2 separate regions of the Homo sapiens genome follow, and region 2 is linked to region 1. Evidence: chromatin loops called from intact Hi-C (ENCODE). Cell type or tissue: PC-3. All regions are shown on one strand. Links, peaks and the distances in the headings refer to the core of each region. The heading gives the core; the rest is flanking DNA. Region 1 overlaps LOC105370802 (a long non-coding RNA gene). Region 2 overlaps LOC105370802 (a long non-coding RNA gene).

What was found. Peaks named below come from ENCODE experiments on the same cell type or tissue, not always from the same donor. Only the 100,000 strongest peaks of a DNase experiment are listed, where the experiment ranks them.
Region 2: a loop joins it to region 1, with 5 times the contacts of the local background. A loop is called at or near these places in 3 of 110 quality-filtered maps.

The regions. Positions count from the first base shown.
Region 1 is chr15:45,787,446-45,803,194 of GRCh38, forward strand. The region is part of intron 1 of LOC105370802 (a long non-coding RNA gene); the gene reads left to right. Among named protein-coding and RNA genes, the nearest start is that of SQOR, 160 kb to the left of the region's middle. In PC-3, for the core only: a CTCF peak has its summit at 8,216 (motif pointing right); a DNase peak (open chromatin) is centred at 8,216.
Region 2 is chr15:45,913,926-45,929,674 of GRCh38, forward strand. LOC105370802 (a long non-coding RNA gene) reads left to right here. Exons shown (of 5, transcript NR_135680.1): 3 at 12,904-13,056; 4 at 14,006-14,139. Among named protein-coding and RNA genes, the nearest start is that of SQOR, 290 kb to the left of the region's middle. RefSeq lists an enhancer at 5,636-6,835. In PC-3, for the core only: no CTCF peak of the experiment used is centred there; a DNase peak (open chromatin) is centred at 6,096; H3K27ac peaks cover 1,530 bases.

The DNA.
Region 1 (15,749 bases), core at 6,788-9,287:
ACTCAGACTCCTTTCTTTCCTTTAAGACTCCAACGCAGGCCACCTCCCCTTGAGTACCCCAAGAAGCTCAATTCTATTCACTTTTTATGCAGAGCAAGTTGGCTTTCTGCACCGTACTAGACCCTAGTCCTTTTTGCCCACGTATTCAAAGATTCATCAGTGTGCTACAAAGCTCATCTTAATGGTTATGATTCTTGGTTGTAAATAATAGAAGATGATTCTGGCTAATCTAAGCAGAAAAAAACTTACTGAAAGGCCATAGTAACTCTCAGAATCAAAGGAGAGGCTGTTGAACTGTGCTCAGAAAGTAAGCAGGAGCTAAGGGAAGTCAGCAGCCAAGAACACAAGAATGGTCCAGTTGGGATGTTCCTGTGGGCACCGCTGGAGATGGACACTTGCTGCTGGTGGCACTGCTGTCACCATATACATCGTGACAGCCACCGCATCTTTGATTTCATTACTGCAAATTGTCTGTCTGAATCTCAAAGGAATGATGCAAAAACCAAACTGGACTGGCCTAGCCTGGGTCCTGTGACTCTTCTGCAGCAGGTAGAGAGTGGGGACAGGGGACAATTTCTCTTCCACCACTGCATGTCCTGCCTCCTACGAAGAACCATACCATGGGGAGGGATTTCCCCCAATCTAGAAGGAGATATGAATGCTGGGGAGACAAAAAGAGGGGAGAATGCTCTGTGGAGGCTTCTGCTTTGGGCCTTACTGTTTAGCATCACATGCGGTCCTGCAGGGTTTGGAAATTACTCTGAAGGAGGTCAGAAGTCATTGGAAGGTTTAGAGGAGATGAGGGCATAATCCAACTTATGTTTAATAGAATTACCTGCATTCTGTGTTAAGAAGAGATTTGCAGGGACACGGGCAAAAGCAGGAGGCCAGCTGGGCCTTTCTTCAAAACTTTTGGGGGAAGAGTACATTCTGTTGGGATTTCAAATATATATAATATATATAAGAAATATATACGTACATATATATAAAAGAAATATATGCGTGTGTGTGTGTGTGTGTGTGTGTATGTATATATATGTATGTGTGTAGGTATGTATATATTTAAATAGAGACAGGGTCCTGCCATGTTGCCCAGGCTGGTGTCAAACTCCTGAGCTCAAGGGATCCACCCACCTCGGCCTCGCAAAGTGTTGGGATTATAGTTGTGAGCCACTGTGCCTGGCCTCTGTTGGGATTTCTAATGGTGCCACATCCCTCTGCACTCTTACTCTTCTCTCTAACCTGATATTTTTCTTGGCCTATGGAAATGATGTGCCACATTTAAAAATAACCATTCTGAATCTGCTTTCATTTGGATTTTGTGATTTCCCCGAAGGATTTGGCCATTTTCCAGTCTGGCCCTAGGAGTCAGTGTTTTAGATAATCAGATAGGCTCACCATCTTGGATACTGAACAAATGGGTAAAATAGATCCTTGGACACCAACTCAGCCAGCCCAGAAAGAGATCATCCTCTACACATAAACATGAAGGACGACCATTTTGGAGACATGCAGCTTTCACCCCAACTTTCATGCTTATAAGCTCAGTATATGGAATTCCTAGCTCAGCAGTGGAGTTGAGGGCCGCCTCTTTCAGACATTTTTAATCAGCCAAATTACTTGTGAATTATTGTTTGATTACCATTTTACTCAAAGTGTTTTATTTAATGCTTTTAACCTTGAGTCCCTTGGCTGGCTTCCCATCTGCTAGTTTTCTTCCATGCATTGACCAATTAAGAATTAACCTGACTTCTCACAAAATCTATCCTACCTCCCAAGCTTGGCTCTGCTTATTCTCTTCACTGTATCATGCTTTCCATTTTCTGAATGTGCTTGTTCTCTGGATGGTTAGAATTTCACATTAGTTTAGTGTTTTATGTTCCCTAAGTTTTTATATGCAACAAATGTTAATTCCCTTGAGCTTTTGTCTTGAAAGCCATCCTGAGAGAAGTGGCCTTTAAGTTTGGGTGGCTTCTTTTATTTTCCTTTATTTCCCTCTGACTATAGCTCTCTTCCACTTTCTTTAAGACATGAGTTACTTTCTTAGTTGGCACAATTCTACATGTACTTTAATTTTAGTTGGGATGAAATAAATGGATTTTGGGAGTGGATAGAGGAAGAAGTTTATTAGTTGTTTGATAAATATACGTTGACATGATTTTTTTTTTTTTTTTGTACTTGAAGTGTTTTGGTAATACTTTTCTTAGATGGAACCTACTTTTTCATGACGAGAGATTATGAGAGAGAAAACTTCATTGGTTGAGAGCAGAGAAAAGACGATACCAAAACATGCCTTTAAAATCTATTCTGTGTGTGGACCTGTGCCAGGAAATAGTGTAATACAAGACTATAAGCAGGCCACATTTTGCCAAAGTAAGTTTTTAAAAATTCTCGTGAAGAAAATTTTATTTCCCTTTGGGGCTACATTCTTGACTAAGAGTGTGACATTAAAAAATCATGTATATAATCATCAATATTTATAAAAGAAAATTATTATAAAATTAATTATGTAAAATAAAAATTTTCCAATTTCTATATAATATTTTAATATAGTATATATATTTAGTACAAAAAGGCTTATATAATACAAGACATTTATAACCTGTAAAATATAAATCTATTGCTTTATAAATAACCCAAAGTATATAACTTAATTCTTGCATGATTATTGAAGCTAATGCCTATTTTGTTTGCTTTCTTATTATTTAGAATATTTGTAAAAATAATTTTAATGACTCAAAAACAAGAGCTGAGATATGTATCAGGAGAAAAGAAGATATTTGTGCTTCCATCCTGGAACAAAGTCATTTCTACCAAATCCAGAGCTAGACTACATTGCAGACACTGAGTAAATCATTGCTTTGTGTTGTAGACAATAGTGATGGTCTGTCTTTCACGGAACACCATGTTTACAAACAAAAACATCTCTCTCTTTCAGGTTATAGTAAGACAGGTTAATTCACATTCTCTTAACTTTTAATGCTCCAGCCAGCTCTGCCTTATTGCAAAGACCACTGCATCTTCTCTGTAGAGAACACTAGACCTAGACCATTTATTTATTATATCTCCACCACCACCCCCTAGTGGCAGTCACCCTCATCTCTATCCTGGATGACTGCGATAGTCTCCTAATTTTCTTCTTGTTTCTACTCTTGTTTACCTTCAATCTATTAGCATAATCTTAAAACATGTAGATTAGATGTCACTCTCAGGTTTAAAATTTTCCAATGGCTTTTCGCTGAACATAGAATGAACTCCAAACTTTCTCTTGCAGTCATCAACCCTGCACAATCTGGTCTTCCTTTTTTCCTGTGCCATCTGCCCCTTGTTCAGTCTGCTCAGCTCTCTGACCCTTTCTTACTGTTAGGGCTCACCAAGCTCTCTTTTTTGTCTTGGGAACTCTGCACTTGCTGCTCCTTCTGACCCTCTGCAAGGAATTTTCTTCTCCCAGCTATTGCTGTGGCTGGCTCCTTCTCGAACTTAAGGTCTCAACTTAAATTACCTCCTTGGAGAGTCTTCTCTGGCTCTGCCTAAAACGACCTGCTCTCACCATTCCTGTTATTCTCTGTGACACATATTATAATCAGTAATTATTTTTCCTATTTGTCTATTTTGTTTTTTATCTACCATTAGGCTATAATAATACCAGCTAACTTTTATAGAGTACTTGCTATGTGCCAGGCAATGGTGTTTAACATGATTTAACTTGTTCGTCCTAACAACACTATAAATTAGGTATTCTATTATCACCATTTTACAGATGGGAAAACCGAGGCATAGAGAGGTAAAGTATCTTGCTCAAGGTCACACAGCTAGAAAGTGACAAAGCCAGGGGTAAACCCAAGTGGCCTGGCTCCAGCACTCGGTCTCTCACCTTTATGCTCTGTGGCCTCCATGATGGCATGTCTGCCTTGCTTACTATTATGTGCCCTGTGCCAGCACAGTGTGTGAGGCAGGGTGTGGCAGGGACAGTTTTCCGGCTTAATATAGGTGAAAATCAGCCGTATCCAATGAACCCCTGGGCAGGGAGTGGTGGGGCACTGAACACTAATGCAGAAGGAGAGAGGATCCAGGCAGATCAGCTTCCTCTGTCAAGAATACCATCGTTGTTGGAAAGGAAAAGTGGCTGAGTCAGCTCTGTGTCCATCACTCAGATTTATCTGACATCAACCTCCACTGAACTTATCTGGGGCCCCATGCAGAGCAGGGGTGTGCAAATTAGTGGTGAAAGAGATGTTTTATCCAAAGGTGTGTAAAAAATCAAGGCACAAGCTGCATTGTTTTGGGCCATCTCTGACAGAGGAGATAAGCTTTCTTCTCTGCTCACTTACTCTTCTCTTTTGCTGAAGACCACCATCATGAAGGCTTCGCAGCATCGGTGCAGGTGCCAGGAAGGGGCATCAGTGACCAGTGGAGACTGTGCTGAGGTCAAGTGGAGTGGGAAGCTCCTGCAGTCTGAAGGAATCATGTGTAAGCAATTTCCTGAGCACAGCCTTCTCTCTCTCTCTCTCTCTCTCTCTCTCTCTCTCTCTCTCTCTCTCTGTGTGTGTGTATTTGCAGAGTCTGAGATCTAACATGAAAGGACTGGGGGCCAGAGTGGGCTTTGAGTTAATATTGTGACTATGACTTCATTGGTGTCCATAGCTGATGAAGCCTGGGGAAGCTTTTTACTGTAAATCTTCCATTCTACAAGCATTTATTCAACACACACTTACTGGATATCTACTATGTTCCTGGCACTGAGATAGGACTGGAGATACTGAGTAGCAATGATTCCTGGCTTCAAGCAGGTTACAATGTAGAGGATACGAAACATAAGAAAGTGTGATAAGTGCCAGGGTAGAGAGAAGTATCAACATTCCAAAGAATGCTTTGGAATTCCCAAGAACGCAGCACGTAATTCAGAGTGGGGATGTGAGGGGAAAGGCAGAGGAAATATTCTAGGGACACAACAGTTGATCTGAGTCTGGGAGTGTGAACAAATCTGGATAGACAATAAGAGGGTAAAGAGGCTTTGAGTAGAGGTACCAGTGTGTACCGAGTTATGAAAGAGTGAGGGAGCATGGGAAACCACAGGCACTGAATATAGGTAGGAGAGTGGGGTGTTGAGATGTGATCCTAGATAGGTAGCTGGGAGCTGGATCATTGGCATTTTTATGGGTTTGGATCTTATCTGAGGCCAGTAGAGATCCACAGAATTTTTTAAGACCGAGAGGTGCTATTATTAGATTTATTTTAGAAAGGCCAGTGTGGAGAATTGTTTGGCCGAGACTAAGACTGAAAGGAGAGGCCAATTAAGAGACTTTGCAGTAATGCCGGTGAAAAAGGGTGGAGGCTTAACTGAGGTGGGACAGTGGACTGGAGAGGAGGGGAGTGATTCTAGGGAATTTAGGAGGTAGAATCCACAGGACTTGGTGACTATTTGGATGTAGGTGTGGGTGAAAAGAGATTTTAAGATTGTTACTACATTTCTCATTTGGTTGACTTGGTGCATGGGTGGTACCACTTACTTAAAAAGGAAAGACAGAAGAATAATATGACTGTGTGTGTGTGTGTGTGTGTGTGTGGCACAATAATTTAAGTTTTGAACATGCTGAGTTTAGATGCCTGTGGATCATTTCAATGGAGAGTTCCTATGGGGAGGACTATTAAACTGGCACATAGTAAGAACTTATTATGTTTGTGGAATGAAAATAATAGAGTTCTGGGATGCAGGTATAGACTGTAAGTCATCACTGCACCATGTTACATTTATGATCATATAGATGGTAATTGCTCTTATGAGAGTTGCTGAAGTCCCCAGCAAGAGTACATAGCCAAGAGATGAAGATTAAAGGCATGGAGTCAGAGGTAGGAGAAACTTCAGGAGAGGGAAAGGACTTGGAAGCCAGTGTGGGAGAAGATGTCTGAGGAAGCACTGCTGGTGGAGAAAAGTCAATTGAAGGAAAAATTGGAAAGTGCCCACTTGGTTTACCAATTAGGAGGAGATTGGCCAGAGAGGTTTTGTTTCTATGCTAACACTCATGGCGCTTTCACCATAAACCAGGCAGGTGTGATGCACCACACATACAATGGCACAAATACACCTCAGTTAGGTTTAAGTGCAGTGGTGGAAGCTGAATCAGGATGGCATTGAGTTGCTGAAAGAGCAGTTGGTGAGGAAATGGAGACACAAATAGACCTCATACTCTGTTGGGTATTTTGTCTGTGTGGGGAGGAAAGAGATTTGGTGAAAATCAGAGGAGATGTTGTCTTGAGGAAGTTTTTTTCCCTTCCCTTCCCTCCCCTCCCCTCCCTCCTTCCCTCCTTCTGTCCTTCCTCTCTTTTTCTTTTTTTCCCTTTCACATTTGAGAACTGTGAGACTCCTGAATGAAAAAATTCTAGAGATGGAGAAGCATGAGAGATGATGATGATGGAGTCAAGTCTCTAAGGCTGGAAGCTCAGGTGAAAGGATTAGTCCTGGATAAAAGGAGGAACATGTCACAGGGACAGTGATGTGTTTAGGAGTGGGGGCAAAGAGATGGAGATGGGGGAGGAGGAAATGAAAGGAGCTCAGTTCTCAAGTCCTCATTTTCCCCTCTGTGCAGAAGGAGGGAGGGGGTGAGACAAGAAACTTAGAAAGGCAGATAAAGTTTAAGAAATTGCTGATGTGAGGAATGAGAAAGGGACATCCAGAAGGACTGCCGAGCACCACAGAAAGTTGAAGGCTTTTGAGTTTTTGTTTCCCCACCCCCAAAAGTGTATACGTGATTCTGTCTAACTGTTCCCATGTGGAAATGGACAAGTGGCCAGGAGCACCAGGTCAAGCTGCAGATTCATTGGGTGTGTGATAGACTCTTCAAAGTCTACTCCTAGGTAAAACACCCAAAGATGAGTCAAGAAAAGTAGCAAGGCATCATGCCAATTCACAGTCTAAGACTTTGCTCACATAATACAGTGTATTTCACTCTTTGTTGGAGATCCATAAAACCCAGCTACTAGGTCATTGCACTCAAACAGCCAGATGGTAGAATTTAGCATAGATGGTTTGAAAAACCAACAAATGAATGGGTGAAAGTGTGAGTGTGAGGTGACTCTTAACTGGGCAGGAAGAATGAAAGACCAAGTGGTGAAAGGTGTGAAATGTGGCATTAATAATTACTTAATATAGATATTAACTTTCTTTGTGGAGGCACTGAGGCTTTTTTCCCCAACCCCCAAGATTCTAGTTTTATAATAAAGAGAATCCAGCAAGAGGAATAATACAGTTAGGCAATTCTGTAGACCCAAAGATGTAGCTGTTGAGCAAGAAACTTCTCAAGCCTTCAGAGTGATGGGGTAGGAATTCAAGAAGGAGTGAGAAAGGCCAGGGGACTCTGGTTTTGATGCTGCTCTGAGCCAGGTTTTCTGTTTATTACACGGTTTAATGTAAGTGTAAGTGAGCTGCCATAGAATTTTAGAGCTGGAAGAGGTACATGTGCATTTGCATGCCAAGCAGGGTTTGAGCCAAAGTCCAAAGACAGCTGTATTTGCATTTCATCTCATACGGGGCCGACAGCTGGTCTCTTGTGAAGCTATCTGTCAATTATTAGTGGAATCTTCTGTGATCCTGCCTGACCCACCAAGTCCCATGGCTTGCCTGCTCTCTGAACTTATGCCTATTATTCTGTCCTGCTTCAGATGTAGAAAAGTCTACTTTTTGCAGAATTTAAGATGAACATATGTGTAGCTGCAATGCCTCCTCTTGTCTCCCTCACCTGAATGTGAGTTGCTATCTCAGATAAAGGACGAAAGTAGGACTTGGGTATAATAATCTCTCCAATGGTATGGGTAGGGGCGTGAGGAAGTAGCAGCTGCTGTTAAGGACCCAAGGGCTCATAACTGTCTCTACTGGCTTTTATATCCTCCTGCACTCCTCATCAGAGAATTGGGCTGATGATGTCATTTCTCATATAAATGCCAAGAAATTGACACTTGCATTTGAGTGCCTCGTAAAATGGCTTCCATCAATTATCCCTGCTTAATAGCATTACAATGTTAATAACAAATAATTCTCACTAAAGACTTGGGATTTTTAATACAGTTAAGTGTTGGCCTGTGGCCATGGTTCCCTTCCCTCCAACCTCCAACCCAAATCTTGTTAATTCTCACAAGCTAGTCTGAGCTAGAACAATGAAGTGAAAGGCTTGTGGGGAAAGCACAGTGAACTAGTATTTGAGTGGTGTTGCAGTAGATGGCGCTATTTCCTCTGAATCCAAGCCCGTTTATTGTGCTGTAATCAAGAATGTGTCACATTCCAGGTAGCAACAGAAGCAAGAGATGAAATGAGGACCTGCCTTCTAATCCATCAAAAGCCAGATTTCACCTCAAGTTCCATCATATGGATATTTGAGTTTCGGGCAATGATTAGCTGTGTGTGTAGATTTAAAAAATCTAGCAAGCATTTATGAACATAATGTCCATCTTCAATTTTGGCCAAGGTAAAAGTTCAGCTCCTCATTTCTTGAAGGATTCTAGACAGTCAGAGATGTAATTTTATTGTTGTTTTTTAAATACAAAACTTATTTTTTTGTTTTTATTTTTTTAAAATCAGTTTCCTCAGGTTGAATCATGAGGATAAAATTTATTTTTACATGTCTGAAACCTAAGCTACGATCTAGGCTGCATAGGACTTCTTGTTGCCTTTCACAGGCCTGGATGCCAACTTCACAAACTCAGCCATGCACTTTTTAGAGATTGTATTTTACTGAGCTTAAGCAAGGATACATATAACCCTGTTTATAAGATAATTCACTACTTACAAACTGTTGCCTAATACTTGATTTGAATCCTCCCCTCTTTTTTCCCCACAGCTACATCACTGATTTAGTCTTTAGCTCTGACAGGGAGTCTGAGTTAGGGATGATGTCAGTCTAGTAGCAAATGAATCGGTTAGGAATCCACAATTTTGACAGATTCAGTATTATTAAAAGATCTATCTTTTGTGCCATTATACTCCATGTTCACTATAAAAGAATTAGAAAATATAGTAAGCAAAAGGAAAATAAACCCAAAGATCAAAATGGTTGCACTTTGGTATACTTATTTTTAGTCTCTCCTCTCTCTCTCTCTTGCTCTCTTTCCCCTCCCTGTTTCTCTCTTTCCTCTCCCTTCTCCTATCCACTTATATAACACGTGTGTGTGTGTGCGTGTGCCTATCAATAAAGGCTGTCAAAGTCCTTGCAGGAAGCAGATGGCACACTGCCTATTTACAATGCCTAGGGACTATCTATAAAGGTGGACAGAGTTATGGAAAACTGGTAAGTACCGTACAGCTATAGTAGGGAGCTGTTCAGGTAAAGGGGTCTTCACCTACAGGCCCTGAACCCAGAAAGCTAATGGATGGATTGCATCTTTCCTGGCCCTTTGACTTTCAGTACAGTTTCATCTATGAGAGGCACCTGCAGAAGCTCCCAGGGTGTGAGGAGAGTGAGGTGGAGGTGTTATTCTCCAGGCTCCCTCCGGCTAGTTTACCAGGGCTTGGATGCGTCCCTCCACTGAGGGCACAGCTATGCTTCTGGACAACCTTCATACAGTTTCTCTGAGTTCTGGTGGCCTCTCCCTCCCCTTGCCTCTTCGAATCCTTGCTCTCAGTGGTCCCTCCGTCCCTTGTTGTTTTCCCTTTGCCTTGCTCTCACCTTTTAAAATAGTTGCTTTAGGCCAGGTATGGTGGCTCACGCGTGTAATCCCAGCACTTTGGGAGGTGGAGGCAGGAGGATCTCTTGTGGCCAGAAGTTCAAGACCAACTTGGGCAACATAGGGAGACCCTCATCTGTACAAAAAGTAAAAAAAAGCCAGGCACAGTGCCTCACGCCTGTAATCCCAGCATTTTGGGAGGCTGAGGTGGGTGGATCACGTGAGGTTAGGAGTTCAAGACCAGCCTGACCAAAATGGTGAAAGCTTTCCACTAAAAATACAAAAATTATCTGGGCATGGTGGCGCACCTGTAATCCCAGCTACTCGGGAGCAGAGGCACGAGAATAGCTTGAACCCAGGAGGTGGAAGTTGCAGTCAGCTGAGATCGTGCTACTGCCCTCCAGCCTGGACAACAGAGCGAGACTCTAAAAACAACAAAAACAAAAACAAAAAACAAAAAACAGTACCTGTAGTTCCAGCTACTTGGGAGGCTGAGGTGAGAGAATTCTTTGAGCCCAGGAGCTCAAGGTTACAGTGAGCTAGGACTGCGCCACTGCACTCCAGCCTGAGCAACAGAGCGAGACTGTGTCAAAAACAACAACAAAAAAAGTCACCTTATTAAAAAACCTTTCTCAATTACCTGGTTTGAGTGTGCTTTCTGCCTAAACTCTGATTGATACTCCTGTCTTTCATCAAGTCTCATAAATTCTCAGACATTTTATTCTGATTGTTGCTTTTACCTCATACTCTAATTTCTCTCCTGGAATTTAAATGAGATGTATTTTAAAACTTCTCAACTCTCTTAACCTCTCTCTCTTATTTTCTTTTGTGTTAAATTTATGTAAGTATCTCTCATATCTTCTATATCTTTATCTCTTATTGCTGCATTTTGAATGATTTTTTTTTACATCTGTGTTCTCAGCCATTTTTACTCTTTAACCTGTTCGTTGAGTTTTACATCATTTTCATTTCTAGAAGTTCTCTCCTTCTTTTTTTTTTTTTTTTTTTGAGATGGAATCCTGCTCTGTCGCCCAGGCTGGAGTGCAGTGGCATGGTCTCAGCTCACTGCAACCTCCGCCTCCAGAGTTCAGGAGATTCTCCTGCCTCAGCCTCCCCAGTAGCTGGGACTATAGGCGCCTGCCACCACACTTGGCTACTTTTTGTATTTTTAGTAGAGGCGGGATTTTGCCATGTTGGCCAGGCTGGTCTCGAACTCCTGACCTCAAGTAATCTGCTTGCCTCAGCCTCCATAAATGCTGGAATTACAGGTGTGAGCCACCGTGTCTGGCCTAGAAGTTATCTCATTTTTTTTTTTTTTTTTTTTTTTTTTTTTTTTTTGGCACAGTGCCTGTCCTTTCCTTATGGTTTCAAATCTTTTTAGTTGAAACCACAATTATTTAACAATCTCTTTTAGGTTGTTATGTTATCGATCATACAAATCTTTCCTTTTGCAATGACTGCTGACCCTTCCTTATGGTAACTCTTTTTCTACTACGTTTTGTAATTTTTTATTGTCAGCTTATTTTCAGTCAGAATTTATTTATTTGTGTGTGTGTCTGTATGTCTTAGAATGTTCTGTATCCTTTAGGTATTAGAAGTCTTATTTCTAAACAGTTTTGTGTTTGCTTTTGCTAGAAGCTCCAGGGTTTCACTTATATGGGGCCCATTTTTACATTAATTTATTGGCTGGAAGTTCCTGTACCATGTGGGTTTTATAAATTCAGAGCCCATGTACATGTGTGGAACAGGCCTGGGCCTGCTATTTCTAATGGAGGACTGTTTCCCCATAAAGACAAACTTCTTTGTTCCTTCTCTGAGCTAATCAGGGAGTCTATCTAGTCCACTTTACTGAGGGACAGCCCTTCAGGAATCCTGGCTTTATCTGAGGGTTTCACTTCCTACTCCCTTCCTTGTGCATTCTGAAACTAAGTTGCTTGCACCCTCATGGATATTAAACTCCAGCCCTTGCTCACAAGCTTATCAGTTTGGATTTATGTTCCTTCTTAATTTCTGCCTATTGGGAATGTTTCTGTTTTCTGAGCCCAATTAGGAATTTATTTCTTATAATTTTTTATCCAGCAAATCTATGAACTTTTATTGAGGTGAGATTCCATGCTCACTCACCAAATTATGTTTACATAGAGTGCTGTAACTTGCTTTTCTACTTAATCACATTTTAACATGGAAGGATATCTACTATATATAGTTATCTTCTTTAAGCACTAGTTGATAGAAAGGGTATGAAATAGAGGTTATAAGGGCTGTCTTTATGCTCAGATTTCCTGGGTTCTAGTACTGTCTTCACTGTTCACTAGTTCTTGACCTTGGGCAGGTTACTTGACCTATTCATGCCTCTCATTCCTTACCTGGCAAGTAAAGATAATAATATACCCACTTTGCAGCTTTCCTGAGGCTACAGTAACAAATTGTCACCTACTTCATGGCTGAAGACAACGGAAATGTATTCTCACAGTTCTGGAGGCCAGAAGTCTAAAATCAAGGTGTGGGCAGAGCCACACTTCCTCAGAAGGTTCTAAGGGGAGAATCTGTTCCTCGTCTCTTCCATCTTGTAGTGGCTGTAGGTATTTCTTGGCTTGTGGCTGCATTACCCTAATCTCTGACTCCATTTTCACTTCTCTTTCTCTTCTGTGTGTCTGTATGAAACTGCTTCTGTCTCTATTCCTGAGTAAATCATGATTGATGCTAGGCTCTGGGGAGCAACTCTTACCCTGTGCCGTTAGTGTGTCTCAAGCAGGCATTAACCCTTGGCTGTGGACAACATCAATACATTTACTCATCTGTTTAGTTCTATAATGCATTTAAAATAGTTTCAGAATTGTTTTGCCAATACCTGTATAAGTAATAAATGTATTAAAAAGAGTTCAGGATTTGTTTGTTGCTCTCTCTAACCTCAATCTTGTCTATGACTAGGGGTATACAGTCAAAAATACTACGTTCATAAATTACTTGGATTAGTTCTTTGTTTTGTTTTGTTTTTTCTCCTTCACTATGGTTATGGTATTCACTTGAAACACGATTGGTTCATTTGTTTTAGTTTGCTTTAGGTTTTAGGGTTTTATTTTCCTCTTCCCATCATTGTTGATTTCATTTTGCTTTTTTTTTGTTGTTGGTTTTTGAGACAGAGTCTTCCTCTGTCGCCCAGGCTGGAGTGCAGTGGTGTGATCTCGGCTCACTGCAACCTCCGCCTTCTGGGCTCAAGCAATTCTCCTGCCTCAGCCTCCTGAGTAGCTGGGATTACAGGTGTGCGCCACCATGCCCAGCTAATTTTTTTGCATTTTTAGTAAAGACGGGGTTTCACCATGTTGGCCAGGCTGGTCTTGAGCTCCTGACCTCAAGTGATCCGCCCGCCTTGGCCTCCCAAAGTGCTGAGATTACAGGTGTGAGCCACTGTGCCTGGCTCATTTTGCTTTTTGAATATGTAAAACATGCCTCCATAAGTTAAAGCTATGCTAAAAGGTATATCCAGAGAAGCATCAGTTTCCCCTATAGCCTTTCTACCCCACTGTCTCCTGTTATACCTCATAAATAACCAGATTCAGTGTTTCCTGATTAATCTCTCCTGTGTTTTTTTTTTGTAAAGAGAAACAGATATATATATATATATATATATATATATATATATATATATATATATGTATCTTATTTCCCTTTATTGCTTACACACATGCTCTTTTGCATGTTGGGAAGCTGCTTTCTTAGTGCGAGAGGCAAGAAATTAAAGGAGAGATACCACCTTCATTATTTTCAGAATTCTTCTCTATTTTAAGTTTTCCCTTTCTGCCTTTCCCAATACCTTTAAAGGGTGGTCATCTAAGCTGGATGTGAATTTTAATGTGCACATGAATCACCTGGGATCTTGTAAAAGGGCAGATGTGGTAGGTCTTAAGTGAGGCCTGGGATTCTGCATTTCTGACAAGCTCACAGGTGGTGCGGATGCTGTTGGCTCTGGGCCACAGGACTCCAGACTTCTCCTGGGTGTGACTAGACTGCATCATGAACAGCCTACCTTGACTGTGGATGAACTTCAGATCACAGTTCTTGAAATGTCTTTTTGGAACCGATACATATACTGGCCTGTCTCCATATGATGCAGGCTTTATTTTGGGGTGCTGGTGATGGTACACTGGAGGAGACAAACATGAAGTGCTATTTTATATTTTGATGAAATGTAAAATATCCTTCTAACTCATTTTATCCTCCTGTCCTCTTCCTACTTCTTTATCCAGTTGCCTCATAAACTGTTTCCTGTAAAGAGGTTCGAGTCATTTGGGCAGAGGTGTTAATTATTGAGAAAACACACTTTTCTCTAAAAGGAAAAAGGCAGGGTATAAGCTATGTTATGTGTAATGTGACAAAAAGAATGCTGTTTAAACCTGGGTACATAGGATAACCTGTGTCTCCCAGCCTCCCAATTTTTGAGTACACATATGGTTTGTTTGTTTGTTTTTACGGCACATTTTCCAGATATGACATGTCTGCTTCTCATACAGGCACTCAGCTCCTCAGAGCCTCCCCCAGTTATTTCTGGGAATCTCCGGAGGCCCATCTCAATTGTGCGCAGCTTCAAGTCTGCCCTTCCTTATCTATTCCATTTCCTTGGCGGTTGACACCAGCATTCTTTCCATTGCTTTCCTCTCTCCTGAGCATCCTCATACAAATCCCATTCTCCTCCTTCATGAAAACTAAGCAAATATACATACAAAAGTCAAGCATGTCAATCAATCAGTATCTGCAGAAAGTCAGTGACCCACTAGTCCTACAAAGAATACAATTCCAAATGCCAGTTTGGGGGTAATTCTATGCTAATTTGCTATTATGGCACTGAAAAATTGAGCATTTCTTGTATACTTAGCTTTACAATGGGGGAAGAATTGTGGCCAGAATTGTATTGAACATGTTTGGATTTCATTCTAGAAGAGTGACAGTGGTTATTCTGGACCTGCGGCTTCTAATTAAACTACTTTGTTACTTACCGCCTCGCTCAACAAACAAAAAGGTCAATTTAAAATAAGAAAAACTCATGCCTTTTTACTGTCGAGTGAAGCTTAAGATCACCTAACAGCCTCCTCTCACTGCATGGGGCACTTCAGTCCCTAGTGGACAATAGTCATAATCTAAAATCTATTACATGTAATTTCAACATCATTTAGCACAGCTGTCAATCTGCCAAAGCAAAGGCCACAAACTGAGCCTCCATGGAGACCAAATCATCTTCCTTTTAAACATGCCATCCGCACAGTGGGCTGGAGGTCACTTGGAAGAGAGCACAGGGGAACCCTGTTTTGTGTCCCTTTGTTCCCGGCTACTTACCTTCTCATAAAAAAAAATACATTCAATTTAGAGACACATCAGCATAAGCTCCTCCAGCAAGTGCAAATATTTGCTTGGGGGAGGAAAACAAAATAATGTCTGAATGAGAGCTTTCATTTTCTATTAGACTTTGATGTTACTTTTTTATTTGAAGTCCACGGAGAATAATAAATTGAATTCCTTTTGTAAAAGTGAGGCACAATAAATGTTGGATAAAAATTGAAGCTGTTTGTAAGTTAGTCAAGGAGAAAAATGCTGCCTTTTACTGGGACATATATGATCTGCACAATGTTTCCTTAGCGTCATCTTTAAGGATTTTTTTTTTTTTAACAGAGTGTGGTAGGGGAAAATGTTTTATGTATGTATGACTGAGTTGCTGATTGACAGAGTTCATGGATGTCTCTTTTGAAGTGAGAACAATCTAATCCTGGAGCCACAGCACCACCCACAGATGTCATACTAGATCTCAGCTGTCAACATGCCACCTTATTTTATTGCTATTTTCTTTTGCTTTTGGCTTTCATCAGCTATTGTTCTTCAAATAGCTGGACCACGCTGTAGCATGCCACTGTGAGCACATTTTGTTTTTTTTTTTTTTTTTTTGAGACGGAGTCTCACTCTGTCCCCCAGGCTGGAGTGCAGTGGCGCAATCTCGGCTCACTGCAAGCTCCGCCTCCTGGGTTCACGCCATTCTCCTGCCTCAGCCTCCCGAGTAGCTGGGACTACAGGCGCCCGCAACCACACCCAGCTAATTTTTTGTATTT
Region 2 (15,749 bases), core at 5,007-7,506, 120 kb after region 1:
GAGATTTGGAAAAAAAAGCTTTTGAATCTTTTTTGACCTAGTTTTCTTGGGTGTAGGATGTGTGGGGAGTAGTTGTTCTTTGACTTAGAAGAGAAAGATGATAAATCTATAGTCATGAAATAAATCAAGAATACTTTCAATTTGGATGTTATAATTTCCTAGAAAATATTTATTTCATCTAGAAATTCAAAATTATTTTTATAGAGTTTTTACAAAGTACTCATAATTCTTTTTAATATCTTATGCAGATGAGGTTTCTTTCTCCCTTTAGTCTCATTGTTATTATTTGTGTTTGTGCCTTCTCCTTTTTAATTTTTGTTTAGGCTAACTGCTGATTTATGTATATTACTTCCCCCGCCAAGAATCGCCTTTTGGTTATATTGATAAATTCTACTTTCTGTCTTCTGTTTTATAACATATGCATTTCTTTTTATTGTAAATAATGTTTTCCTTCTGCTCTCCTTAGGTTTAATTCCTTTTAAATTATTGAGTTGAATTCTTATTTAGTAATATTTAGTAATATAAGTATAGAACTTCAATTTTTCTACTGTTAACAGCTTTAGCTGTTTACTATGGTTTATTATTAACTGAGTGCATTTAATATTATTATTTTCTAGATATTCTGCAACTTTGGAGCCAATAACAGAATCATGAACTAAATAAATTGTTAGAGAATGAGTTAGCATTTTCAGGTGATTCATTTTGTTACTCATTTCTACTTTTATTGCATTATAACCAGACAGCATGGTCATTACTATTATTACAATTTGTTTTTTGAGGTTTATTTTGTGCCCAATATATAGCCAAGTTTTTGTAAATATTTTTACAAGTATTTGAAAACAGTTCTATACTCTTTTTAAGGATGTGGAATTATAAAAATGTAATTTAATGAATTAGATTCTAGATTCTTTATATCCTCACTAAATTTTTGAGTATTTAACCTATTTGAGGTTGAGAGAAATAAATCAAAATCCTCCTCTATTTGAAGAATTCTCATTAAATTTTCTGCATTTTACACTTTATGTATTCTTATGTTATAATAATTAGAATGTAAAATGTAACATTAGTGATGTCTTCATTGATATCACTAGATTGAATGTTTTTGTGATGATAAACTGTGCTTTGGCCTTGTTTAATATATTTTTTGCCTTGAATTCTGTCTGGCAAAGACGTAAATAAGTGCAAAAAAGAATAGTAATATGAATAATTTTACCTATAACCTTTATGAATGACTATTTGAATAATATAAAGCATACAGCTAGTTTTTGTTTATTCAATCCAATTTGATAATTTTTGATGAATTTATTGTATTTACACATACACATGTAACATACATATTACATTCATAACGTGTGTTTCAATCCTGTCATCTTAGGGGTTTTCTCTTTCTAATGCTTCCATAGTTTTCCATCTTCAATCTCCCATCTTTGGTTATATGGTTTATGTCTTCTTTATTTTGGTTCTGTTGCTCCCCTTCTACTGACATTTTGAGAGATTTGTAATCTGGTTTTTAGTTCCTCTGGGGGTCACTGTTATGACTGTAAATATTTTTTAAGGCTAGCTCTATTGACTCCTTGCTATGAAATACAGGGAAATAAATGCCCTTGTTCATCCATCACCCATATCTCACTACCTTGCTTTTTAATTTCTTTATTTTCACAATGTCAAAGTTTACAAAACATATTAAATGTTGTAAAATTCTAATGGCTCCATTGTTCACCGCCAGTCCTTAAATATCAAAGCTTCCCCATTTCTGGTTCTTTACTTTGGGTCATCTTTTGGCTGGCTGGGGCTCATTCTGTATCCGTTTTTCTCATGAGGGCTTATGGTTGTTAGGTCCTGACTGCATATGCATGTCTAAGGACCGTATTTATGGCTGATAATTGGTTGGCCTGAAATTGTTGGGGTACGGTTATGTCTTCCGAAGACTCTGTAAACATTGCCCTGGAATTGAATATTCTGTGGATGTATCATGCTAACACAGTGTTTCTATTTTCATCATTGCTCCTTACCCAAAGATCCTTTAATATTACAGATATGCTCTATATTTATTTATATATTATGGTCCTCTAGAAGGCCACAAACTATTATAATATCTAATATTATTTTCATTCCCCCAATAATAAATTTTTGTCCCCTTGAAGGCAATATCATCCCTCTTGAGAATGAATGTAGTAACCTGATGACCCTTATCCTCTTGTAAGTGACTACTTTTTCCGTGTAGATAGTGGATTTATTTTTTTCTGCAAATTTTCTTAATTCATAGTGTGTTTTTTTGCGACTGCAGATTTAGGGCTTTCTTTTATCTCTGCCAACTTTTATTGTATTTTGAACTTTTTTCAGGGCTTATTTATTCCATTCTCTTATCGAAAAATAACAATTCTATATTAGGTAACTGCTTTCATCTTCCACATCTCTAATCTTCTCTTTGTCATCTTCTTTTGTCCTTTTTCCCCCATTTTGCCTAATTGTCTCAAAAAGTACACATCATTGCATTTCAGATATATATTTTTTCTTTCTTGCTGCTTTTAATGGTTTTTAAAATTTGGGTAGTAGTTTTATTGTCTTCTATTTCATATATATCATAGCATCACTGTTAGAATTATCGTTCTAATTTTGGGGGTAATCTTTTCCTTCTCTCCCTCTCCAGGTAAGCAGATTGCCAGCCAGAGGATCCATGTGAATTTGCAGCATAGTTCCATGGCTCATAGGTCTTCTATTTGATGATTCTGTACTAATTTATTTTGCTTAGTTGGATGTTGTAAGCAAGTTCAAAGCTAGTTGCTATTTCTGGTCTTTTTTCCTCCTTGCCTCATCTCAGGCTGTTTTCAGCATAGGAGTCTTACTCGGAAAAAGCAAAGGTGAAAACAGTACTTCTTCAGTCCTTGTTCTCCCTCTGTTCATCCGTGTGTAACAAGACTCCTCTACCCTTCCCCTCTTCTCCAGGATGGCCTCCACCTCAAATGGCCTCATGGTCCTCCTTCTCATCGTTCTAGGTAAAGCTGGGACCCATGGGTCCCTCCCACTTATTTTCAAAGAAATCTGCATTCTTATTAAGACTCAAGGAGGTATGAATTGTTTTTCACTATCTCTGGTTTGGGTCTAAGGTTTACTATCTTTTGACAGTATTCTTCACAGCCTGGGGTTGGGAATTGTAGCCATTTTCTATTTTTCATTTTAGATGCAGTTTTCTTCATTTTTTATTCTTTTGGATTGTATCTAATAATTTCAGGAAATTAAGAAGAGTAAATACAACCTTAGTCCTCATCCTTGACTAGAAATTCTCAGCTCATGGTTATGCATCTCCCCAGTAGGTGCAGTTTACATTCCCTGTTCAGAGTTGTGACTAGGATCAGGCAAGAGGCCACTAGTTATAAAATAGGGATGCCTATTAGGCATGCCCAGTTAGGGATTTCAGATAGTTAAAGGATTAAAAAAAACCCTGTTACATTAGGAAGTGTGAGAAATAAGGATACAAAGAGGCAGAGAAAAGAGAGAAGGAAAATTCTACCAGGTTTCTGTGACAAGATGGTTGTTGAAAATCAACAATGAAATTAACTTGAAAATTACCAGAATCCAAGGCTGAGGAGGAAAATCACAATGGCCTATTCAGCTTTCATCTTGATGAGGGGAAGCACATTATCCAACAGAGATTAACCATTATTCTGCTCTAAAAATTCATATGAAGAATTTGTTAAATGAATATCTGCGTGCCCTTTATGTTTCTGACAGCAGGAAGGTTTGGAGAAGAGGAGCTGGGGGCCTGGCACTCAGCTGGTCCCCAACAGTGAGGGAAGAACTTGCCTCTGCCCTCTGGGTTCACTTCCTGATGCTGGTCCTGGGCCTTCCTCCTGTGCTTTACACCTGGTGCTTTACACCTTGGCAGTCTTGGTTCCTGAAACCTAGGTAATCCTTCTGACTTTGTTCTTCTGGTTCATAAACTTTCTACTCATTTCAGATAGTGAGAACTTCCTAGACTTGTCTCTGCCTGGTCTTTCCTGGTCACTTAGCTTGAGCCTTCTGCTTCAAATGCTGTCTGATGCCATGACATAGTCATGAGTCTCCTTCACCTGGAAGAGCAAAGGGTCAGATCAACCTCTCAGCGAAGGGTGGATGCACTCATGGTGGCTTGGTGGCTTCTGGGGAAGACTATTGAAATGCACTACTCAGATCTCATATCAGAATTGGAGGATCTATTCCCCCAGCTACTGAGAGTTCTGATGGAAGAAAGACTTCAGTTGTCAGCTTCTTATTGCCTTAACTGAAGGCCATGCCCCTTGTGAGGGCTGCCTACATCTGATGACTGATGTTTATGGGGATTTGAAAGCATGGACAGCACTGAAGAGCCCCCATACAAAAAAAAAAACTTTCCATAGGGTTCATGGAGGCCTTCATTGAAACTACATTACAGCCAAACTTCTCCTTTCACCCAGTCTGGCTTTTTTTCCTTTCTTTTTCCAAGAATATGCACTAACAACCTTCCTGTCCATGAATTCTCATTAAGAAGTCTGCTTCCTGCAGAATTCAACAGGTAACAGCTTCTTACAGCCAGCTCAGGCTAATCCACTACATCATAATTATCAGAACATCATGAAATTGGCCTACACACTGCAGTATTAACTAATAAGAACGTATAGGGCTGGGAAGGAAATGTGGGGCACTATAAAGGATTGGAATTCCAGAATAGAAGAGGATGGATTAAAAGGGCAGGAAGAAGTAAAGAAGAAAACCAAGCATATTGGTGTAGCTACATCTGTCCTCAAGATTCAAGCTTTGGGGTTTAGACATTGATGGAGCATCTGAAAACTACTCTCCCCATTCTACCAACTTCACTTGAACTACTTAAATTACAAGGAACATCTAAAATCTCTATAATATTTCCTATTCTCACTCTGTTTAGAATGCTTCTACTTACCTTCCCATCTGATCCTTACACCAGTCTCTGTCTGAAGTGGTACCATGCTTATCTTACAGAAGGAGAGAATCAGAGAGTTTGGGTGACTTGTCCAAGGCCACCCAGCCAGAGGCCAGGGCTCCAGGGCCCAAGGCCAGTGCATTGTCCACACTGTGGGAGTTTCCTCTCAAATGAAGGAGCTCAAGAGAGCCAGAACAGGCACTTCCCCCATTTTAAGTTCAGTACATTTTTTTAGAGTTGCCTGTTTCCTGGTATTGTTTGCACAGCTTGAATAAAACACCCTGGGGTCTCTGGCCTGCATGAGGACACTGCAAAAATAATGGAAATCAAGTTAGAGTTAGAGAAAAACGCTGATTCTCTCGGCTGACACCTTCTGCTCTCTCCACAGGTGTAAATACTACTCAACAAACCCCTTTAGTGCACAAAGCTAGGGGTCTATTTATTTTTAAAATTAAAAAAGCCTATCTGATATTTTGCTTGTGGTCTCAGAGCTTCTTGCTATGCCACTGTGCACCTGCACTGTTGGTGTAATAAATGCCTGGGGGATGTTCCCTGAAGTTTCCATGGGGCCTACATTAGTTTTATTTTCTTTATGTGGGTCTAAGCATTACTGAGCAGATCAAAATCAATTCCTGGAAGACCAGAAGACCATTTGATAGAGTTGTGGCGTAGCTGGCAAGGGATACTCTGCTATGAGTCTTGCTACTGAATATTTTAAAACAGAAATAATTCAAGAAACTGGAGAAAATCTCCCTCTGTCTTTGCATGACTCGCGAGTCTTTGGATCTGTGTTCCGCTCGTCCTTGTCTTCCATAGCTTGTATTGCTCTGGATGATGGTGGAGTGCCAGGATTAGAGTATAATGTGTATTCCCTTTTGTCTCTCTCTTGAGACCTATGGTTAATTTTTTTTTTCACATGTAAGTAAAATAAGCAAATCTCTAAGAATACTAATAGTAAAAAAATAGGGATGTTTCTCCTCCTCTCTCCGCTCTTGAAAAGCCCAGTACAGCCCGCTCCCATGCATCAGCTGGGCTGGGCGGCCACACCTCTCCCTCCAAGGCTGATTCAGCAGTGAGTTTCGTAAAGCTGTTCTGACGCTTGAGAAGTCCTCTTAACACTAAGCAGGTAGTGGATTATGGTTGCTTACTTGCTTTATTTATTTATTTATTCATCCTTTTGATGTTTTCTTTCTAATAAGAGGTATATGAGTCATCTGTTGTGGACTTTATTTTGTGAAGGAATGCTTGGCATGATAAGAACTCTGTAGAAGTTAACAAGTTGAAGAGGAAAAATGACTCATCAACACCGACATTTTATATCACTGTGTGGAATGAAGAAAAATACTACCACAAAATGGAGTTGTGGGTGATGGTTAGGAAATTAGACAAGAGCCATATAAACAGAAAGGCACTTCTTTTAGTTTTCTTTTTTTAAAAGTTTTTTTTTACTTTTGTTTTTTACAATAAAGAACAGGACAAAATGCATTTCTATCCAATTGAATGATTTTAGTTAGTGAATATTTTAAAGAGAAAGTGAGTAGGGATGGTGGTAGAGGGTTGGAGAAGACTCACAGGGTAATAAATCATAGCAATTTAGAGAGTACAGTTTGGGACTATGCTACCATGGACTAGATAAGGGTATTAACTGGGAGCTAGACCTCTGGGTACTGACACCATGGGCTAAATTAAGTGAAGAGCAGATGAGGGTCACACTCAAACCATTCCCACCCCTGCTGTCTAGGTGTCATCTACATCTCAGCTATAGCCAGAGACCAACTTCTTAATGTTAGCTGGTTTGCTCTAGCTAAAACTGATTAACTTTATTGAGGGCTAGTTTTTCTCTCTAAGAAGGTCCTTTTATTTACTTATTTATTTTTGAGACGGCATCTCGCTCTGTTGCCCAGGTGGGAGAGCAGTGGAGCAATCTCAGCCCACTGCAACCTTTGCCTCTGGGGTTCAAGCGATTCTTGTTCCTCAGCCTCCTGAGTAGCTGGGATTACAGGCATGCACCACCATACCCAGCTAATTTTTTTCTTTTTTTTTTTTTGGTAGAGATGGGGTTTTACCATGTTGTCCTGGCTGGTCTCAAATTCCTGGCCTCAAGTGATCCGCCTGCCTCGGCCTCTTAAAGTGTTGGGATTACAGGCATCGTGAGCCATGACACCTGGCCAGATGGTCCTCTCTTTGCCCAACTTTGTGCTATCAGGAAGGAGGCCTGAGGAGCTATGAAGCACGGACCAGCATCTTTCTAAATAACCAGATCAACTGAATCAACTGTTATAGTCAAAGGAGTGACAGATACTTCTTTAGATCCTTCCTTCCTTGCATATTAACAAAGTTAACTTACATAGAACAAAATACACATCTTTTTACAACATGCAATTTTCATTGGTATATAGTGCAATGTTTTCCAACACAAAGTGCCTCTCAGTCTGACAAGAATGATTCTTTAGAAAAGATCCCAGAGTTAAGATAACCTGGAAAAGACAGCAGTAAAATAAACCTTCTTCAAAAAATATTCTCAGAAGGTAGGAAGGAAAAGTGTGGTAGACACAGATATGTGCTGTCCTTCTGAGAAGGACGTCTGCTTAGCTGTGGGGCTTTGGGGAGTGTGGTCAGCAAGATTGCTTCCAGCTGTCAGCTGCTTTGGGCTCTCTCAGCTAGAGACAGTCACTTGGCCAGGTTTCTGCCTTTTCTAGGATGGTCTGTCATAACTGAGGGAGGTTTCAGCCCACCAGGCAGCTCAGATTGGCAATACACATTTCTGAGCCTCCTGCCAGCTTCCTGAAGACTTTATTAGGCCTGCGTTGCAGTTCAGCAACTTCCTGATTCCTCAGTCCTGCTTCCACATGCTTTCTTTCACAGGTGTTGACTCTTAACAAATAAGTGTCTTGCATCACAAACGCCAATGAGATGTCTGCCGGGGAACCCAGCCTGTGACAATTGGTGTCTGTTTCTGAAAAAGCAGGCAGTAAGATGCAGATCTGTAAGGCAAAACTGTGAAGCAGACAGAATATAGTTCGAGAGCACCTCCCATTGCCCCATCTGCCCTGTTCCCACCCTACTGCCAAATGTTCCCTTCCCAAATATCTAGGGTGGTCTTGCTCTTCTGGATCCCTCCACTTCCCCATCCTATGGTTCCCTACACTCTAGGTCCTTTTGCTTTTGTCTCCTGGATATCAAAATTTATGTCTAATATATAGTACATGTAGGTATGAACAGAGGATGGTATCTTAATGTTGCACTCAAAAAATGTTTTCCCTTTACTGGGTACAGTCAATTGGCATTCTTAAATATTGACTTTGTGCTATGAAATGTGGAAGGGATTGGTTTCTTGCCCAAGAGTTTCCTTGTTAGTTTCACCTGCCTTCAGCCTTGTCCTTTGTACATGTGTTTGCCACACTGTCCCTTAAACAGCCTTTCTTTCTTTTTTTTCTTTCTTTTTTTTTTTTTTTTTTGAGATAGAGTCCTGCTCGGTTGCCCAGGCTGGAGTGCAATGGAGCGATCTTGGCTAACTGCAACCTCCAACTCCCAGGTTCAAGCGATCTCTTGCCTCAGCCTGCCAAGTAGCTGGGATCACAGGCAACTGCCACCATGCCCGACTAATTTTTTTTGTATTTTTAGTAGAGACAGGGTTTCGCCATGTTGGCCAGGCTGGTCTCGAACTCCTGACCTCAGGTGATCCACCCACCTTGGCCTCCCAAAGTGCTGGGATTACAGGCACCTGGCCTGAACAGCCTTTCTAAAGCGTAAATTGATGGTCTTTGCCTTTGTGAAACTCCTCCATGGCTCTCCTGACCCTCAGAATAAAATAACAATGATGGTAATAGCTACCTTTTACCCAGTACTTTGTATAGGCCAGGCACTATACACAGCATTCTCTATGGGTTAGCTCAGTAGCTCCTCACCACATTGCTTAGAGGTGGGTAAATTGTTGTTTCCATTTGATAGCCTTGATTCAGGTGCCAGCTCAGGATGTCAGATCCTGTCCTCCTACCACACTGCCCCAATCTTTTTCTGTGGCTGCAGATGCCATATATAACTTAACATCAACTCATCTTTCCAGCATCACTAAACTTCTCTCCACTCCCCACGCTGAACTCCCTGGGCTCTCTTTTATTTCCAGACCTTTGTCCTTGCTGTTTTCTAGAACTCTTCCTGACCCATGCTGCTGCAATCCCAGCTGCTCTCTCCTCACTGAGCTTCTGTTCGCTTTTCCAGTCTCCTTTTAGACATCACTTCCTGTGTCAGCCCCTCTCACCCTTCTCCAAATAAGCTGGGGAAGATGGCCCTCCATGTGTCCACCATTACTGTGATACCTGTTTCTGTCATCCCCACTGGTCTGCCTCAAGTTCTTGAGGGAGGAAACATGTGTTGCTCACTGCTATATCCTCAGCACTGGTAGCACCTGACACAAAGTAGATGCTCAAATATGAGTGATGAATCCCAAGGGAATACATGTACTGTTAATTTCGTGATGGTGGTGGAGGTGTGGAGGCAGGATATCATTTCTTTGGGAGTGGTCTTTTCTTTCTTTCTTTTCTTTTCTTTTTTTTTTTTTTTTGAGACAGAGTCTCACTCTGTTGCCCAGGCTGGAATGCAGTGGCACGATCTCGGCTCACTCGCAACCTCCGCCTCCTGGGTTCAAGCGATTCTCCTGCCTCAGCCTCCCGAGTAGCTGGGATTACAGGTGCCCATCCCTACACCCAGGTAGTTTTTGTATTTTCAGTAGAGATGGGGTTTCACCATGTTGGCCAGGCTGGTCTCAAACTCCCGACCTCAGGTGATCCGCCTGCCTCGGCCTCCCAAAGTGCTGGGATTACAGGCGTGAGTCACCGCACCCGGCCAGGAGTGGTCTTTTCTAGGATGTAGTCATTTTTGCTCCTCCCAAACAAAAAGCCTGTTCTCTGGGACATCAGGTGACAGACTAGCTGTAGAGTCATAATTTCTCACTTTCATTAAGTAGCTGTCCTTATCAGTAGGATAGGTGAACAGCAGCAGAAACTTTTCCCTAGGGAATTTCAGAGGCCATGAGGTTGGAAACTGGAGTCTTAGTTGTCATAACCTAGTTCCCTTGCGTGGTGCTGCAGATCCCCATTGTCTGGGGAAGTCAGCTTGGCTGCTCACACAGTGGGGCAAACATGGGCTCCAGGGTGCAACTTGGGACTCAGATCTGGGCTCTGCCACTTGTTATCTCACGTCTCTAAGCCTCCATTTCTTTCTCTGAAAAATGGAGATACTATCTACTTCTCTTATTTTAAGCTGTGGAACTAATTTATGTTGCATTCCCAGCCCTCAATTAACCGTGGAGTGCACAATCTGATTGAAAGAACCCGATCGAGGCCATTTTCTGGGTGTGCATCCCTGTCTTCCTCTTTGGACAGCCTCTTGGGAAGGAAACATACCATTTAAAAAAGAAAAGTAGGGTTTGTGAGTGGAGCTGCAGCCATCTTGCCCGACAAATTGACCTCTTTGGTGATTGGGGCTACATTTTTTATCCAAGTCAGGTCCAGAGTCTCTTAATGCCATTTTGTCTCTGACCATGTGTGCCACCCAGGAGGATCTGGGGTCGTATCGTTCCAAGCCAGAAGAAGCCTAACGATTGCTTGTTGAAAGAAAATTGTTATGGGCTCTCTAGGTATTTGCAGCCTGACAAATAACTGTCTTTCTCAAAGAGTTTAGACACACATAACTAAACACTGAATACCCATATGGCCCATCACAGATGAAAAGGTGGTAAATAAGAAAAGCCCAGTGTAATCAATAATGTTGTCTTCTAAACTACATGAAGAAAAATTCCAGTCAATATCTGGGATAGTCAGTTCTTTTAAAACCAGGGAATGATGAGAATGAGACGATTCCATATATAGAAAACGATGTGAGGAAATCTTTATTCTAATTCAAAATGTTCACATTTTTGCAATTCATGAGATTTCTCTGTAGCAAAAGAGGAATATGATTGTATATAAAATTTAGTGGCTCTGAACAAAATTGAGTAAATGCTGGAAAAAATTTTGCCGTGTCATTTCGCCTACAAAATGATAAAGGAAAATAATAGCTAAAAAGGCAGCAAGAAATAAGCAGGCTCTGGTTGGGAGTAATTTTTTTTTCAAATGCATTTTTTAATTAAAAAGAAATTGCCTCAGTTAACTGTTTTCAGAAATAAGGCATAAGAATAACCTAAAAACACTGCTTTCTGGAAAGCATAGATATTTATTTTAAATCAACTTGGTTAAAAGACCTTTAACTTGCTATATAGCTCAGTGACTAAATGTTACTGCACTAAGAAACCACAGACTATTTTTCTCAGGATCTTTTATTTTTTCCCTTAGAGAGGGAGATTGTCTCTTCCCTGGTGGAGTTCAGTGAATCAGAATATTGGTCAAATATGTATTGAATGCACATGATTTGACCCGTGTGGATCCACTCTTTAGAGAAAATGGCCTTGATCGGGCTCTTTCAATCAGATTGTACACTCTACGGTTGATTGAGGGCTGGGAATGCAACGTAAATTAGTATGCTTTTTTTAATGTGTAGAGAGTGGTTTCTGCTGCTTTTGAACAAGCTAAAGAAATGTTTTTCCCATGAATCTCTGGGCATCCTGGGTATATCTGTCTGTTCTAGCCCTGACTTCCTCACCGTACATGGGGTGCTTCACTCACTTAGGCCTCCCATCCCCTACCTACATCATCCTCCCTCCCCAGTCTGAACACTCCCGCACTCTGCCCAGCTGTGCCAGGAAGAATGGCCACTCAGGGACAAGGCAGCAGGACCACTGTTGTTCTTTCCTTCTTTCAAACACGTAGGCACTTGGTGTGGGCACTCTTCTAGGTGCTGGAGAGAGAGAAAGTAATGTGTAGAAAAGCAAATACTGCATGATCTCACTTATATGTAGAATCTAAATAAGTCAAATCCATAGAAGCAGAGGGTAGAATGGTGGTTACCAGGAGTGTGAGTGAAGAAATGGGGAGATGTAGGTCAAAGGGTACAAAGTTACAAAGTTACAGTCATATAGGGTGAATAAGCCTAGAGATCTAATGCACAGCCTGATGACTATAGTTAATACTGTATTGTATACTGGAAATTTACAAAAAGTAGATATTATGTGTTCTCACTGTAGAGTCCTAAGTAGAGAAAGGGAATTAGGCTTGTGGGAGCAGGAGAAAGCAAAAAGAGAAAACAGATAAACTGCAAGTTTACCTTTCTTCATGGTTCAGGACACAGCCCTCCTGTGCAAATAACTCTCAATCTTCCTGCATCCAGCTATCACCAGACACCTGCAAGTCAGTTCACTGCAACCTTGGCATTATCAATATTGCACAAAGCCCTCTTCGACAGACAGCATAAACACTATCCTATAAAATCTCCAGCAAGCCTTTGTCTCTTGGCAATTGGCTTCTCTCTTTGAGGCTGTCCGTTCTCTCTCTGGCAATGTATTTTTTCACTTTCTCTAATAAATCTGACTTCCTTGAGCTACAACTGTCTTGGCAAATTCTTTTAACCCTGCGCCATTGACTGTGGTTCCCCAAAAACACTCACCACAAAAAAAGTAACTGTGAAAAGATGAGTATGTTAAGTAGCTTGACTGTAGTAATCATTTCACTATGTATATGTATATCAAAACATCATGTTGTATGACTTCAATATATATTTTTTTATTTAAAAAAGTAATGGTAAGCATTACTTCTGCCTGGGAAGAACCAAGATGAGTGCTAAGGAGAAGTTGGGGGAGAGGCTTTGCTTTTGATTGAGAGGACAGTTTGAATGTCAAGAAAGAGGCCAACTGCAAAGATCTAGGGGCAGGGAATTCAGGCACAGAGATAGGTAACTGTACAGGGCCTACGGTGGACAGGAAAAGGCCAGTGTGATTGGATCACAGTGTGGGAGGGGGATGGCTTTTGGAGGGAGGTGCATTTGAAGTTGTAGTAGGAAAGAGGGGCCAGACCATTTATCACTATTTACTGATATCTCTCCATTTTCCTCTCTAGCTCCACCCTCCACCCTGTTCTATGGCCCTGGGCGTGACTTGCTCTTGCCCCTTGCCTTCTGTTTGGATCCTGCCAATGAGGACTCCTAGCAGGAGATGGGGGCTCTCATATTTAACTGAAAGGCTCAGCTCCACGCAGCGTTTCTGTCTCCAGGTAACAGTAGCCGTACCTTCCTTTCAGGCCTGGGTGCTACCTGCACCCCACTATATGTGTAGCTTCATGACCCGTCTGCCCAGTTTTGAGGAGAGTTCCATGAACTATTTACAACTTTTTCCTAATTTGAGTATGTCATCTGTTTCCTGTGGGACCGTGAGTCATTAAGCCATGTCAGCCGTGGTAGAGAACCTGGATTTTGTTTTAAGAACAATGATATCCATAGGAGATTTTAATTTTTAAAACTTTAAGTTGGGTTTATTGAGGTATATAATTTATATACAGTAAAATTTACCCCTTTTAGATGTACAGTTTTATGAATTTTGATAAAGGCCTATGGTCATATGATCACTACCACAATCAAGATGTAGATCATTTTCAACCATTGGAGGGTCTTAAGCAGGGGGGTTACCTGACTTGTTTTCCATTTTAAATACATTACTCAAACTTGAAGAAAGGTCATAGGAAGGCAATAGTACAGCAGAGTCTGGTTAAGAGACTACTGCAGCAGTGTGGGCACTGTGCTGGACAGTCAGGGTACAGTAGTGAATGATCTTTTGCTCTTAAAAAAGATTACAGTTTAGCAGGAGAAATCAACAAGGAAACAGAACATTATAATTCAGCGCAGTTGCCTGTGTGACATGTTGAAATGTGGGGTGCTATGGGAGTGCCTGGGAAGAAGGTATAGGGATTAGCAATGTGCAAATTCTGCCTTCCTGTGGCCTCTCTGGTCTACCCAATCCCTTTGGGTTGGGCTAGAATTCTCCGCAATAGGTCTGATTCCAAGTTCTTATGGAGAGAGGGGTTCGGAGGTTTTGAATTCTTTAAATCCTAATAGTTCAAGGTATGAATATCACTCCTTTGAAATGTAGAACACAAAGGTAAAAAGATTAATACATCAATGCCAGATAACACGTATCAGTGCCTCCTGACATTTTTCACACTACAGCCCACACAGCACGATGAGATAAAGACTAGAGGCTGCTCACTGCTGAGAGTGGACCATCCAGCTCATTTGGTCACATAATTTCCAGCCAGCCACCTTATGGGCAAGATTTTGGCTCACCTGTAAGCTATTAGCTGGTAAGTGCTAACATAATCTACCTCCCAGCTGGTGAGTTGTCAAGGGATAGAAAGAGCTATGGATAGAAGAGCTAAAATCTGCTTGAAGTCACAGCACTGTTTGGGTCATCTTTGCTGCAGCGCAACCTCTCTGAGCTTCAGTTACCTCACCTAGGTAATGATAATAATATCTTCCTATCTTGTAGACTACTGAGCAGTTTTTCAAACATCAATTATTGCATTGTAAAAACCTCAGTGACAGGAGTATATGGAATCCTCAGGATTGATCACAGTGTTCTGCTTGATGTTTGCACCTGGGAAAATGCTTGTGGTTGATTTTAACCACTCTGAAACAACAGCTCAGGGAAGGACAGCGCAGAAGAGGGAAAATCTTGATAGCTCCTTGCCATTAACCACTTGCTTTCACTACCTATTGAAATCACCAGCTTTAATCGCTTCCTGCAGCAAATTCCTGGAGAGAAGAGACTAAAAAAAGTGAGAAAACGTGTCTAGAAGTGCCATCTTGGATGATTTTAGGTTATTAAATAACAGCCTTACAGAGGGGTTGACTGTCATGATTTTATTGCCGATTCCATCCTTGGTTATATTTCCCGAAGTTTTAAAATCATCTTTCCCCTGCATTTGTAGAATTATCTGAAATGGCTTGTTAAAAGTATACAATGACTATTAAAGGATGTCATTTTAAAAGGCAAATAGGTATCTGTCTGGATACTCAAATGGTATCTGCTTAATGATCTAAGAAATTGCTAAGCTGTTTTTTTAAAGTGGCTGTAATATTTTGTACTCCTACTAGCATAGAATAATTCCAGTTGCACCACATCTCTACCAGCACTTGATATTGTCAGTCATTTTAATTTTAGCCACTCTAGCTGTGTGTAGTGGTATATCATTGTGATTTTATTTGCATTTTCCTAACAACTAATGATACTTGGCATATTTTTATGTACTTATTTGCTGTTTGTATATGTTCTTTAGGTGAAGTGTCTATTCAAATCTTTTACCTATTTTGAAAATCAAGTCGTCTTATTTTTAGTGTGTTGTAAGAGTTTTTTAAATATTCTCAGGTGTTGGCAAACTTTTTGTTTAGGAGTCAGATAGTAAATATGTTAGGGTTATAGGTCATAAGGTCTGGATTGCAACTACATAACTCTGATATTTTAACTTGAAAGAAGCCACAGATAATACAGATAATAAACTTCTGACAAAGATGGGGGCGGGGGTGGGGGCGGAGGGGCTGTAATTTGCTAACCTCTGTTCTGGATACAAGTTCTTCATTAGATATGTTTTCAGCAAATATTTTCTTTTAGTCTGTAACCTTTTAAAAGTTTTGTTACTAATATCTTTTGAAGAGTAAAAGTTTTTATTTTTATGAAGTTAAGTTTATCAGTGTTTCTTTTATGGATTGTGCTTTTTTGGTCTTAGAAAATCTTGGCTAACCCAAGGCCATAAAGGTTTGGTTTTGTTTTTTCTTGTGGTTTATTCTAAGAGTTTTATAGTTTTAAGTTTTACATTTAGGTCTATGATCTATTAGATCATATTGATTTTTTAATTAATATTTTTGTGTGTATTTTATAAGGTAATATTAATATAAGGTAATGTTATAAGATTTT